Regions from separate parts of the Homo sapiens genome. Here region 1 is linked to region 2. The links are chromatin contacts, found by Hi-C or POLR2A ChIA-PET in ENCODE. All regions are on one chromosome and are shown on one strand. The core of a region is the stretch at or near the end of the contact, and the rest is flanking DNA. Distances in the headings are between cores, read along the strand shown. Region 1 overlaps CCDC57 (coiled-coil domain containing 57). Region 2 holds the start of ALYREF (Aly/REF export factor).

Region 1 (5,378 bases), core at 1,306-3,805, 260 kb before region 2:
CCACAGCCCGGACTCAGCCACAGCAGATGCCAGTTCCACAGTTCCAGGCGCTAGTTCCATGGTTCCTGCCCTGCTCACAGGAGCCCGGGCTCTAGCATGGAGGCAGGTTCGGAAGGCACAGGAAGCAGCTGAAAGGGGTCCCCAAGGACCAGAACTAGGCCAATAGGCAGTGACGTTGAAGACCACAATCCACTGACTCAACCAGGAAATCATGGGTCCAGGCTGATAGCAATGGACAGATCGGTCAGGGGAACGGGGCACTCTTCCACGCGAGAGTGCCAGCCAAGGAACGCGACAGGAACGGCGCGCCGGGCGACCACGGATGGGTGCTGAACCAGAGGGATTCCCATCAGACGGATGCGAAGCAGCATCTCCCCACACGTGACTTCTTATTTCCAAGGGAAATGCTGGCTTTCCAGTGGAGCAGCCTGTTTGACCCCAGCTGACCCGAGTGATCAGAGCTCCCATCGCCAGTGCTGGGATGCGCCCGTGTCACGCGCCTCTGGGCGGGTCGCACTGAGACGGCACAGACTCGCGCTCGGGGTCCCTGCCAAAAATGCAGAACCTGAGCTTATGCATGAGGAGACCTCAGGCAAGCCCAAACAGAGGGACATCTGCAGATGAGCGGGTCTAGATGCTTGGCGAGTGCCCAAACATGGAAGCTGGGGAGCCACTCCAGTTAGGAGACCTGGGAGACCCCATGTAGAAATGCCAGGTGGGACCCTGGACCCTGCACAGGAGAGACAGCGTCAGGGCATCATCTGTAGAAACGCCACGTGGGACCCTGGGCTCTGTACAGGAGAGACGGGCATCAAGTCATCATCCGTAGAAACGCCACGTGGGACCCTGGACCCTGCACAGGAGAGACGGCGTCAGGGCATCATCCGTAGAAACACCACGTGGGACCCTGGACCCTGCACAGGAGAGACGGTGTCAGGGCATCATCTGTAGAAACACCATGTGGGACCATGGACCCTGCACAGGAGAGACAGTGTAGAAATGCCACGTGGGACCCTGGACCCTGCACAGGAGAGATGGCGTCAGGGCGTTATCTGGACGGTTGGTGACATTTGCACACGGGCCACGGACCAGGTCACGTATTGTGTACACCCACCCAAGTACTGAGGTGTGACGCGGCACTGCGTCTCCAGCCTACCTCCTGTAGTGCAGGAAGCCAGTGCAGGGTGGGTGAGGAAGTGCACAGGGGTCCAGGGACTGTCCCACAGCACTCCTGACGAAAGCTGGTCCCCTTCCACGGCCCTAGCCAAGGAGCCAGGTCTGCAAAGCTGGGACCAGGTGTGTGCGGAGGCACGTGTTCCCACTTCTCCCATGGCAGAGGGAGAGCCTGTGGACAACAGTGGGGCACTCTGCTCCCAGGCAGGTCCCACTGGGCTGAGCCGCACAGCCTGGCTTTGGGCTTCCCTGACTGCACCACCCACATCAGCTGCCTCTAGCCCTTAAAATACAAAACTTCCCCCAGTCACTGGCCGCCAGGGCTGAGTTGGGGGATGTGTTACATCCCTGGGTCCACTGGGGGGCAGTGTTGGCCATGGTGTTGGTGCTGGCTCTGCCGAGAGGCGTTGGAGTGGCTGTGTGGGGCGGTGAGCGCCGGCCCAGCCTGATGGAACCCACTGTACCAGGCCCAGGCCTCAGCCTCTGAGAAGGACTTCCCTGTGTCACTCACTCATACATGTCCTCAGGACGTGAAGACATTTCAGCAGACCAAAGTTTCCTTCGAATTTTCTTCGAATCGTCCAGATACTTGGAGACATCTCCTCCTCACCTGTGGGGTGCTGGGGCAGTCCTAGGCGTGGGGGCAGATGGGTGGACAGCTGCTGCTGCCCTGCTGGGGGTGGGCAGCCCTTGGAGCACACAGTGGTGAAGACATTCCTGAATATGTCTCAGGCTGTAGAAATCTTATTTTGTGGAAAGATTTTAGAGAATCATCAAAATAAACTTTTACCAAATAACATTTTACCAGAAACTGAATCCGAGAGAAGTAGAATCGTTCACTCCCTGCCCCCCAGGTCACTGTGTGCAGAATCACGTGACTAGGACATGGGCCCTGTGATCCATGCCCTCCTTCCTTTGCCTGTGGGGTCAACAGCAAGAAGGCCCCTCAGTGCCCCTCAAGCCTGGCACCAGCCGCAGGGCCTGGTGTAACTTTGCAGGGAGAGGGGACTGCTTTTGAAGACGGAATTTTCTCTTAAATCTCTAAGTGTTTTGAGGTTTGCAAAATCTGTTTTCGGGATTGTTCTTTCTTCAGTTAAAATAACAAAATAACCCAGTGTGTTCCTGTAGAGGATCCAGGGTTTTAGAACCGGACTTGCGAGTCTCACCTGCCTGGCCCCTCTCCCCCAGCCCCAGGCCATCTGCAATCTGTTTTACCAGCACAGGCCTCCCTTCCTCTCCCTCTGCCTTGGCCTCTCCCACACCCAAGAGCCCATTCCTGTCTATTCTCCCAGGGTGGTGAGTGAGCCTCTGCACCACACTTGCCAAGGGTGCTCACGGAGCAGGCATGAGGCCCGCTTACTGGAGGAAGCGAGTCTGGACTCGGGCTCAGGCCTGTGGCGAGCCTTCATGGGGGCTGCCCTGCACCCGTCCTCAGCTGGGGCCTGCGGCACCATAGAACTTTCTCTGTCCAAGAGGAAAGCAGACATCTCTCCCCTTCGATGTGTCATCCCCCGCGGCCCCCGAGCGTCCCACATGAACCTGCGGCACATGCCCGGAGGCACTGCATACAGTGGCTGCACCCCAGGCCATCCAAAGAACAGCAGCACCTGGAAGGCAGCAGCACCTGCCAGCCCTGGAAAGGCACACCAGGAAGCTGGCGGGGACAGGGTGTGCTGGCCTGTTCCAGGAACTCGGAGCTCATGTGGCCAGGGCCAGGTGCAGCCTGGCTCCTTACAGGGGCCAGGAGTGGCACGGGAGAAGTAGGTCGTCGGCTCCCGTCTTGCCAGGGCCTGGACACTACTGCTTTTTCCTGTGCCCCCATTTTTGGTCCAGGCATCCCTTTGTGTTGGGATTGCACTCTGTAGCACTGGAATGATGTGGGCTGCAAGTCCAGGTTGGGCTGAGTGAGGACAACACAGTGCTTCCCAGGGGCTCAGATCTAGGGTTGACCCAGGCTTGGGGTGCTAAGGGGGAGCCCAGCCAGCTCCTGCCCCTGTGTCGGCCTCCTCCCTCTCCACTGCCTTTGTGCTCCCCCTGCACCTGCTTCAGGAGGGAAGCCACAGCCGGCCTGCAGGGTGGTTGTGGGGTGTCCAGCTGGCAGGTAGAGAAAGGAGGGACCCCAAGGAGTGGAGGAGGGCCAAGCCACGCTGGCGGGAGCTGTCCTCCTGGGTCCTGGGCACTGCTAGAGGCCACAGCCTTCTCTCTGCTCTCCCTGGGCCGCCTTCCTGGGTCCTGGGCACTGCTGGAGGCCACAGCCTTCTCTCTGCTCTCCCTGGGGAGCTGCTGTGCTGGTTGGGTGTCCTCAGATTCTCCTTGTGTTCACTTGAAAGACACAAAGGCATAGATGACCAGAAGGCAGGGATGGCGGGGAGGAGGCGGAGGGCTGTGAGGGCCTGGGAGATCTGGGGGCCACCCTGGCCTGGGAGATCTGTGGGCCTTTATTCTATTTGTGGAAGAGAAGGAACCCACTGAAGCACTGGGAGCAGCGACTCTTTTTGTCTTTCTTTTGGAAGGATGTCACCCAGTGACAGCCAGCAGTGCCCACCCTGGAAGAGCAGGTGAAGAGGCTCCTTGGGTGGGCACCCCTGGCGTCCTCCCATGAGGGCAGCCTCACAGGGGTGTCTGCCTGTGAGTTTTGTTACAGGGCCTCACCAAGAGAGGGCCTATGGAGGCCGAGGACCAGGGGGAGCTTTTCCTGCACCTCCGGTCAGTGGCACGTGCCCCCCAGACCTTATCTATGCACCGACTCCAGAGAAAGCTGAAGGAGGCAGCCAGAAAAATCATCAGCCTCCGCCTGGAGAAAGAGCAGCTCATCGAGATGGGGAACAGGCTCCGTGCAGAGCTGGGCCGACCCGAAAGTGAGTCCGGGAAGTGGAGGCCATGGCCTGAGTGTGGGTCAGGTTCTGGGTGTGCACCTGGTTCTGGGTGTGCGCCAGGTTCTGGATGTGGGTCAGATTCTGGGGGTGCACCAGGTTCTGGATGTGGGTCAGATTCTGGGGGTGCGCCAGGTTCTGGGTGTGGGTCAGGTTCTGGGTGTGTGCCAGGTTCTGGGTGTGTGCCAGGTTCTGGGTGTGCACCTGGTTCTGGGTGTGCATCTGGTTCTGGGTGCGGGTCAGGTTCTGGGTATGCGCCTGGTTCTGGGTGCGGGTCAGGTTCTGGGTGTGTGCCAGGTTCTGGGTGTGTGCCAGGTTCTGGGTGTGGGTCAGGTTCTGGATGTGCGCCTGGTTCTGGGTGTGCGCCTGGTTCTGGGTGTGCGCCTGGTTCTAGGTGCGGGTCAGGTTCTGGGTGTGCGCCTGGTTCTGGGTGTGGGTCAGGTTCTGGGTGTGCACCAGGTTCTGAGTGTGCGCCTGGTTCTGGGTGCGGGTCAGGTTCTGGGTGTGCGCCAGGTTCTGGGTGTGTGCCAGGTTCTGGGTGTGTGCCTGGTTCTGGGTGTGTGCCTGGTTCTAGGTGCAGGTCAGGTTCTGGGTGTGCGCCTGGTTCTGGGTGTGCGCCTGGTTCTGGGTGCGGGTCAGGTTCTGGGTGTGGGTCAGGTTCTGGGTGTGCACCAGGTTCTGGGTGTGCGCCTGGTTCTGGGTGCGGGTCAGGTTCTGAGTGTGCGCCTGGTTCTGGGTGTGGGTCAGGTTCTGGGTGTGCACCAGGTTCTGAGTGTGCGCCTGGTTCTGGGTGCGGGTCAGGTTCTGGGTGTGTGCCAGGTTCTAGGTGTGCGCCTGGTTCTGAGTGTGTGCCTGGTTCTAGGTGCGGGTCAGGTTCTGGGTGTGCGCCTGGTTCTGGGTGTGCTCCTGGTTCTGGGTGTGCACCAGGTTCTGGGTGTGCGCTTGGTTCTGGGTGCGGGTCAGGTTCTGAGTGTGCGCCTGGTTCTGGGTGTGGGTCAGGTTCTGGATGTGCACCAGGTTCTGAGTGTGCGCCTGGTTCTGGGTGCGGGTCAGGTTCTGGGTGTGTGCCAGGTTCTGGGTGTGCGCCTGGTTCTGGGTGTGTGCCTGGTTCTAGGTGCGGGTCAGGTTCTGGGTGTGCGCCTGGTTCTGGGTGTGCGCCTGGTTCTGGGTGTGCACCAGGTTCTGGGTGTGCGCCTGGTTCTGGGTGCGGGTCAGGTTCTGAGTGTGCACCTGGTTCTGGGTGTGCACCAGGTTCTGGGTGTGCGCCTGGTTCTGGGTGCGGGTCAGGTTCTGAGTGTGCGCCTGGTTCTGGGTGTGCGCCTGGTTCTGGGT
Region 2 (5,746 bases), core at 324-2,823:
ATCACGCCAGCTCCCAGCTCTATTCGGGAAGCTGAGCCACAGGAATCACTTGGACCTGGGAGGCAGAGATTGCAGTGAGCCGAGATCGCACCACTGCACTCCAGCCTGGGCAACATAGTGGGACTGTCTCAAAAAAAAAAAAAAAAGCCAGCTGTGGTGGCGTGCACCAGCTGCCTGAGAGGCTGACGTGGGAGGATAGCTCGAGCCCAGGAGTTTGAGGCTGCAGTGAGCCAAGATCACACCACTGCACTCCACTCTGGGTGACGGAGGGAGACCCTGACTCAAAAAACAAAAACAAAAGCAAGTATCTCAAAACAACTTAAAATCCATGAAATGGGCTGGGTGTGGTGGCTCATGCCTGTAATCCCAGCACTTTGGGAGGCCAAGGCGGGCGGATCATCTGAGGTCAGGAGTTCAAGACCACCCTGGCCAACATGGCGAAACCCTGTCTCTATTAAAAATACAAACATTAGCCAGGTATGGTGGCACGTGCCTGTAGTCCCAGCTACTCGGGAGGCTGCCGCTGGAGACTCGCTTGAACCCAGGAGGCAGAGGTTGCAGTGAGCCGAGATCGCCCCACTGCACTCCAGCCTGGGCGACAGAATGAGACTGCCTCAAAAAAAAAAAAAAAAAATCAATGAAATGGCACACTGGTTTTCATTAATAAGTTGCAAAAATAATTTTTTTTTGGAGACAGGGTCTGGCTCTGTCGCCCAGGCTGGAGTGCAGTGGTGCCACCACGGCTCACTGCAGCCTCGACCTCCTGGGCTCAAGCAATCCTCCCACCTCGGCCTCCCAAGTAGCTGGTAGTACAGAAGTGCACCACCATGCCCAGCTCATTTTTTTTTTTAGAGATGGGGGTCTCACGATGTTGCCCCGGCTGGTCTCAAACTCCTGGGCTGAAGCGAACCTCTTGCCTCGGCCTCCCAAAGTGCTGGGATTACAGGCGTGAGGCCCGCGCCCGGCCCGCAAGAAAACTTGTAAAGGATATGACTGGCAAAATGTGACAGTGCAGACTTGGGGGGGCTGCAGGTGGAGACCAAAAAACCAACCCGCAGCTCGTCTGCAGCGGCTGCCGCCCGCCGAAGCCGCGCCCGCCGGACCCCACCGCGAGCCGAGCGCACAGTCCTGGGCGGGAGCGGAAACAAGGACTCCCAGCAGCTCCCAGGCACCCGCCGCGCCCGTAGCGCCCCCAGCGCCCCCAGCCCTGGCCGATCGGGCGGAGCGTGCGGGGAGGGAGGGGCGCGTAGGCTCCGCCTCCAACGGCCGCCGCCCCACCCCCTGCGCCCTCGCACCTTCGCCAACCTAATCACGCACCGCCCTACCCGCCCTTCCGTTGGCAGCGCCGGCGTCCGCGCGGGAAGGTATAAAAACGACCACAGTCGCGGCCCGACTCCCTCAACAGCGCCCGCCGAGTCTCGCACGCCAGTGCGCACGCGCCTCCCCGCCTCACCCCGTCCCGCGCGCGCAGCCGTCCGCCAGCGGCCAATCAGCAGCCGCTCCGAGGCCGTGGCACCGGAAGGCCTCACGCGGCGCCGGAAGTGACGTGCCGGCGTGCTGACGCGCGGGCTCGAGCCGATGCCCGATTCCGCGCCCGCCATGGCCGACAAAATGGACATGTCTCTGGACGACATCATTAAACTGAACCGGAGCCAGCGAGGCGGCCGGGGCGGGGGCCGGGGCCGCGGCCGGGCCGGCTCCCAGGGCGGCCGCGGCGGTGGGGCGCAGGCCGCCGCGCGAGTGAATCGAGGCGGCGGGCCCATCCGGAACCGGCCGGCCATCGCCCGCGGCGCGGCCGGCGGAGGCGGCAGGAACCGACCGGCGCCCTACAGCAGGGTGAGTGCGGAGGCCGGCCGCGCCGGAGAGTGGGAGGGGGCCAGCCGGGGCTGGGGCCGGGGCCGCTCGCGGCGGAGACCCGGGCCGGCGGGTGGATAAGGCTGGTGGAGCGGCCGCCCGGAGGTCCGGAGGGTGCGTGTGGGCGCGGAGGGGGTGGTGGGCGGGAGCGAGGTCGTTCTTTCGGGGTCCGGTCCCGGAGGCTGAGACCCTTCCCAGCTCTTTGTTTGTTCCGGACGTTGGGGCCTCGTGGCAGGAGAGGAGGGGACGCTGGGCGCGGCACAGGCGGCGGGAAGTTAGTCTAAGGGAACTGAAGTTGTGCGGCCGCGGTGGGACCGTGCGGCCTCGGGCTGGGGCAGCTGCAGCGCCGGAGGGAGCGCTGGCGGCCCCGTTTCGGCCGGATCCTCTCAGGCCGGGAAGAGGAAGGGTCCGGAGTAGCCGTGAGGGTCAGGAAAGCCCTGGACTGAGACTCACAGATCTGCTCTTGTTGCGGTTTTTTTTTCAGCCAAAACAACTTCCCGACAAGTGGCAGCACGATCTTTTCGACAGTGGCTTCGGCGGTGGTGCCGGCGTGGAGACAGGTGGGAAACTGCTGGTGTCCAATCTGGATTTTGGAGTCTCAGACGCCGATATTCAGGTAAGAGACGAGGGCTTCTCGGTGAGCCGTTCGCCCTGCACAGGACGGATCGTGATTTTGGGGATGTGGCCCTGAGTCCCCTTCCCGCCTTAGCGAAGGGAGCCCTCCCAGCTCTGAAGGGCTGCAGGACAGACCCAGTGCTAGTAAAGCCGGGGTCAGTGCGCAGGCAGGTGCGAGCCTAGCTGAGCCTGAGGAACTGCTGCTGTTAGTCTGAAGATGGGTTCTGTGAGTGAAAATCCCCTGCCAGGGCTTCCAGTTTCTAACAGGGACAAAGACTGACCAAATGTGAGTGGTTTTTGGCTGTTAGACCCAGCCCAGTTGCTTTTTAAATTTTGTGCCTGTCTTAGTGGGTTAATGTGAGAAAAAGAATCTTCTTTATGTATCTTGTGAAGCACAGGGAGTCTGTTTTTCTGGCTCTGTTTGCCTTGAGTACTGTCTTATAAAGACCTTGTACGCTGTGGTTTTATCACTCCCCACCGCCGTGTCCCGTCAGTGACATGACTCTCAAATCCATCTTTGGTTGAAGCTTTTCTTTTTTAAAAAAAGAAAAATTGAATCCCAATGGCATTTCAACTTGTTTTCTGGTTAAGAAATGACTTTTTGGGAATCAGTTTTGGAGATGGCTGGGCAGGGTTCAGTTGCCCACAGCCCAGCCATTTGCCTTGGGAGGACAGAGTAGGGCCAGTGAGCACTCACAGTGTCTCAACACTTTTTTTAAGGTGGTTTCTAGCATCCACTGGAAACCGCTTTTGGTGAACTCCAGTTCCCGCTGTGTGCCTGCGGCCGGAGTATCCCCACACTCTGGGTTCCCTCTCCAACTCCCAGCCTGCCTGAGGTCAGGGCAGTTTCCATGACAGCGCTTGACTTCAGACTTTGCCGCAGGCTTGAGTAGGAGGAGAGGGAAAGGTGAGCCAGAATCTGCCTTTGGGGGAGGGGCTGGGGTCAGGGCTCCCGAATCTACAGGCCCTTCAAGCTGGTCTGATATCGGACTGCTTCCCTTGCTCTTGATTTTGGCCTTTACCGTTTCTTGGAACAGCCCTTGGGTGTGTTGTACATTTTCCTTTGTTGAAGAGGATAGTGGCTTAATTTTGTGCCCGTTGCTAGTGGGCTTTGCAGCTTCCTCTACCTGCATCGTGGTACACGTGTCAGGTCCCCACAATGGCAGGAGCCCTCAGACCCAGGTGCTCTTGGAAGTTGCTGTCCCTCCTGCCCCGCCCTTCCCTCATTTCCCGTTAACCACTGTCCTGCCTCCCAGAGAACCACCCCCAAAGCAACTCACGCTTCCAGGGCCTGTCCCTGGGCCACCAGAAGGAACGCAGTTTTGTTGCTTTTCTGACAACTGCTCTCTGCAACTCCCAGGAACTCTTTGCTGAATTTGGAACGCTGAAGAAGGCGGCTGTGCACTATGATCGCTCTGGTCGCAGCTTAGGAACAGCAGACGTGCACTTTGAGCGGAAGGCAGATGCCCTGAAGGCCATGAAGCAGTACAACGGCGTCCCTCTGGATGGTGAGTCTGGGGGTGGACCCACGCTGACTGTGGGGCTTGTGGAGTTTGGGGCTGGCACCTGTCCAGGTAGGAATATGGGGTACCCCTGTGGCTGAGGACACTTTGCATTTGCCCCTTTGTCTCTCTCTTCCATCTGCCACCTCTCATGCTGCCCCACACATCTGGACCAACCTCTTGTGAACCCCCATCCAGCAAGCTACATCCCTCCCCTCCTTCAGCTCCTTCCGGAAGATTCACTTCTGTGAAGCCTTCTCAGAACCGCCATAGTACACCTCTGAGTGCGGGGCTGTAGTCGTAAAGACAAAGGTACCGGTTCTTCTTCGTCAGGTCACCCACACCTCTCCACCCACGAGCACCCCGATACCTCAGCGAGCAGCCCACCTAGTCTGGACTGAGAAGGAGTGAGGAGGTGTTGGTGGGGTTGCTTCCTTGCCATTTTGTTCTCCCACCAGTATCTCCAGGCCATTTCCCTTGTCGGGGGCATTTGAGACGCACAGAGGCCCTTTCCAGTGTTTGCATGGAGACCAGGGTGTGGCGCCAGCTGGGTGGGTTTCAGAGCCTCTCAATAGAACGTGCCTTCTCGTATTCTTTGCCGCAGGCCGCCCCATGAACATTCAGCTTGTCACGTCACAGATTGACGCACAGCGGAGGCCTGCACAGAGGTGACTTCCGGGGCCTCTGGGGAAGGGGATTGGCCGAGGGTGAGGCTGCGTCGCTCTTAGGGTCCTTCCGGGTGTGTGAACGGTTTCGTCTTCCTTGCTAGCGTAAACAGAGGTGGCATGACTAGAAACCGTGGCGCTGGAGGTTTTGGTGGTGGTGGAGGCACCCGGAGAGGCACCCGCGGAGGCGCCCGTGGAAGAGGCAGAGGTGCCGGCAGGAATTCAAAGCAGCAGCTTTCGGCAGAGGAGCTGGATGCCCAGCTGGACGCCTATAATGCGAGAGTGAGTCCCGGGGGAGCCAGCTGGGGGCCTGGTCAAAGCCGCAGTGGGGAGCAGGCCGCCTGTGAATGCAAGCCTCTTTCTCCTCTGTGTTTCAGATGGACACCAGTTAAACAGACCAGCAAATCCGCGTGCGGAACAGGACCCAGGCGTCTCCTCTTGCTCCCTGGTTGGGGGGCGGTGGCTGGGGCTGTGCGGCCAATGATGGATTTGTTTCTTTTATGTTTTAAAATAGGATTTAAAAACTCATGTAAAGGTTTTTTTTTTTTCTTTTTTTTTTTTTTTAATTCTGAAACAGACCTGTTTTGTACCGAGTTATTTTTGGGATAAATTTTACTGGTTGCTGTTGTGGAGAAGGTGGCGTTTCCACCTTTTCCATAATAAAATAGAAATGTGTGTAGAACTGGAACTGTTTGATTCGTCCCACTGTTGGAGTCCAGGCCTGGGCCAGGATTTTGGTGTCTGTCCAGCTGGGAGGGGGTGGGAGAACCTGAGTTGGGGATGGAGGGAGCAGCCCCATCTGGTGTTGGACACCTGAAGTTGGCATGGGTTGTGGGGGTGGCGGGGGGTCCCCGCTCCTGGAGGGCCGAAGCTGCCTGTCTTCTTTCTTATCTTCTTTCCTGCCTCACACCTAACACCTTCCTCTCTAACTCACCAGGTGGGAGGACACCTTTGCCCGGGAGCCACCTGTTGACCCTTGTGCCTGTGCCTCCAGGTGAGGGGAGGTTGGGGTGGGATGGCTGCCCTGTGTGCCGTCCACAGGCTTCCCACAGCCAGAACATCTCTGGGCTGTTCCTTTCCTTCTTGTACTCTGGTTTTCAGAGAAACGTG

Evidence for each region. A loop is a pair of places that touch in the nucleus more often than their neighbours do. ChIA-PET counts read pairs that join two places held with the same protein, here RNA polymerase II (POLR2A). Pooled maps may share reads with other maps.
Region 1: a loop to region 2 is called in a pooled map, with 4 times the contacts of the local background. The contact joins the enhancer-like site here to the promoter of ALYREF in region 2. A Hi-C loop is called at or near these places in 3 of 50 pooled maps. POLR2A ChIA-PET finds 5 or more read pairs at or near these places in 3 of 52 experiments (AG04449, GM12878 and HEK293).

What each region holds. Positions count from the first base shown.
Region 1 is chr17:82,150,213-82,155,590 of GRCh38, reverse strand. CCDC57 (coiled-coil domain containing 57) reads left to right here. Exons shown (of 19, transcript NM_001394669.1): 15 at 3,818-4,031. Among named protein-coding and RNA genes, the nearest start is that of FASN, 55 kb to the right of the region's middle. Within about 2 kb of position 2,555, at least 6 of the 41 ENCODE cell types and tissues checked have a DNase peak (open chromatin) inside an H3K27ac peak, as active enhancers do.
Region 2 is chr17:81,887,413-81,893,158 of GRCh38, reverse strand. ALYREF (Aly/REF export factor) reads left to right here and starts at 1,573. Exons shown (of 6, transcript NM_005782.4): 1 at 1,573-1,836; 2 at 2,339-2,470; 3 at 3,830-3,977; 4 at 4,576-4,639; 5 at 4,741-4,918; 6 at 5,014-5,324. The coding sequence starts at 1,579. The coding sequence ends at 5,028. It overlaps ANAPC11 (anaphase promoting complex subunit 11), which reads right to left and starts at 1,436. Exons shown (of 4, transcript NM_001002248.3): 1 at 1,318-1,436. RefSeq lists silencers at 1-136, 1,017-1,556, 3,587-3,751 and an enhancer at 3,555-4,754.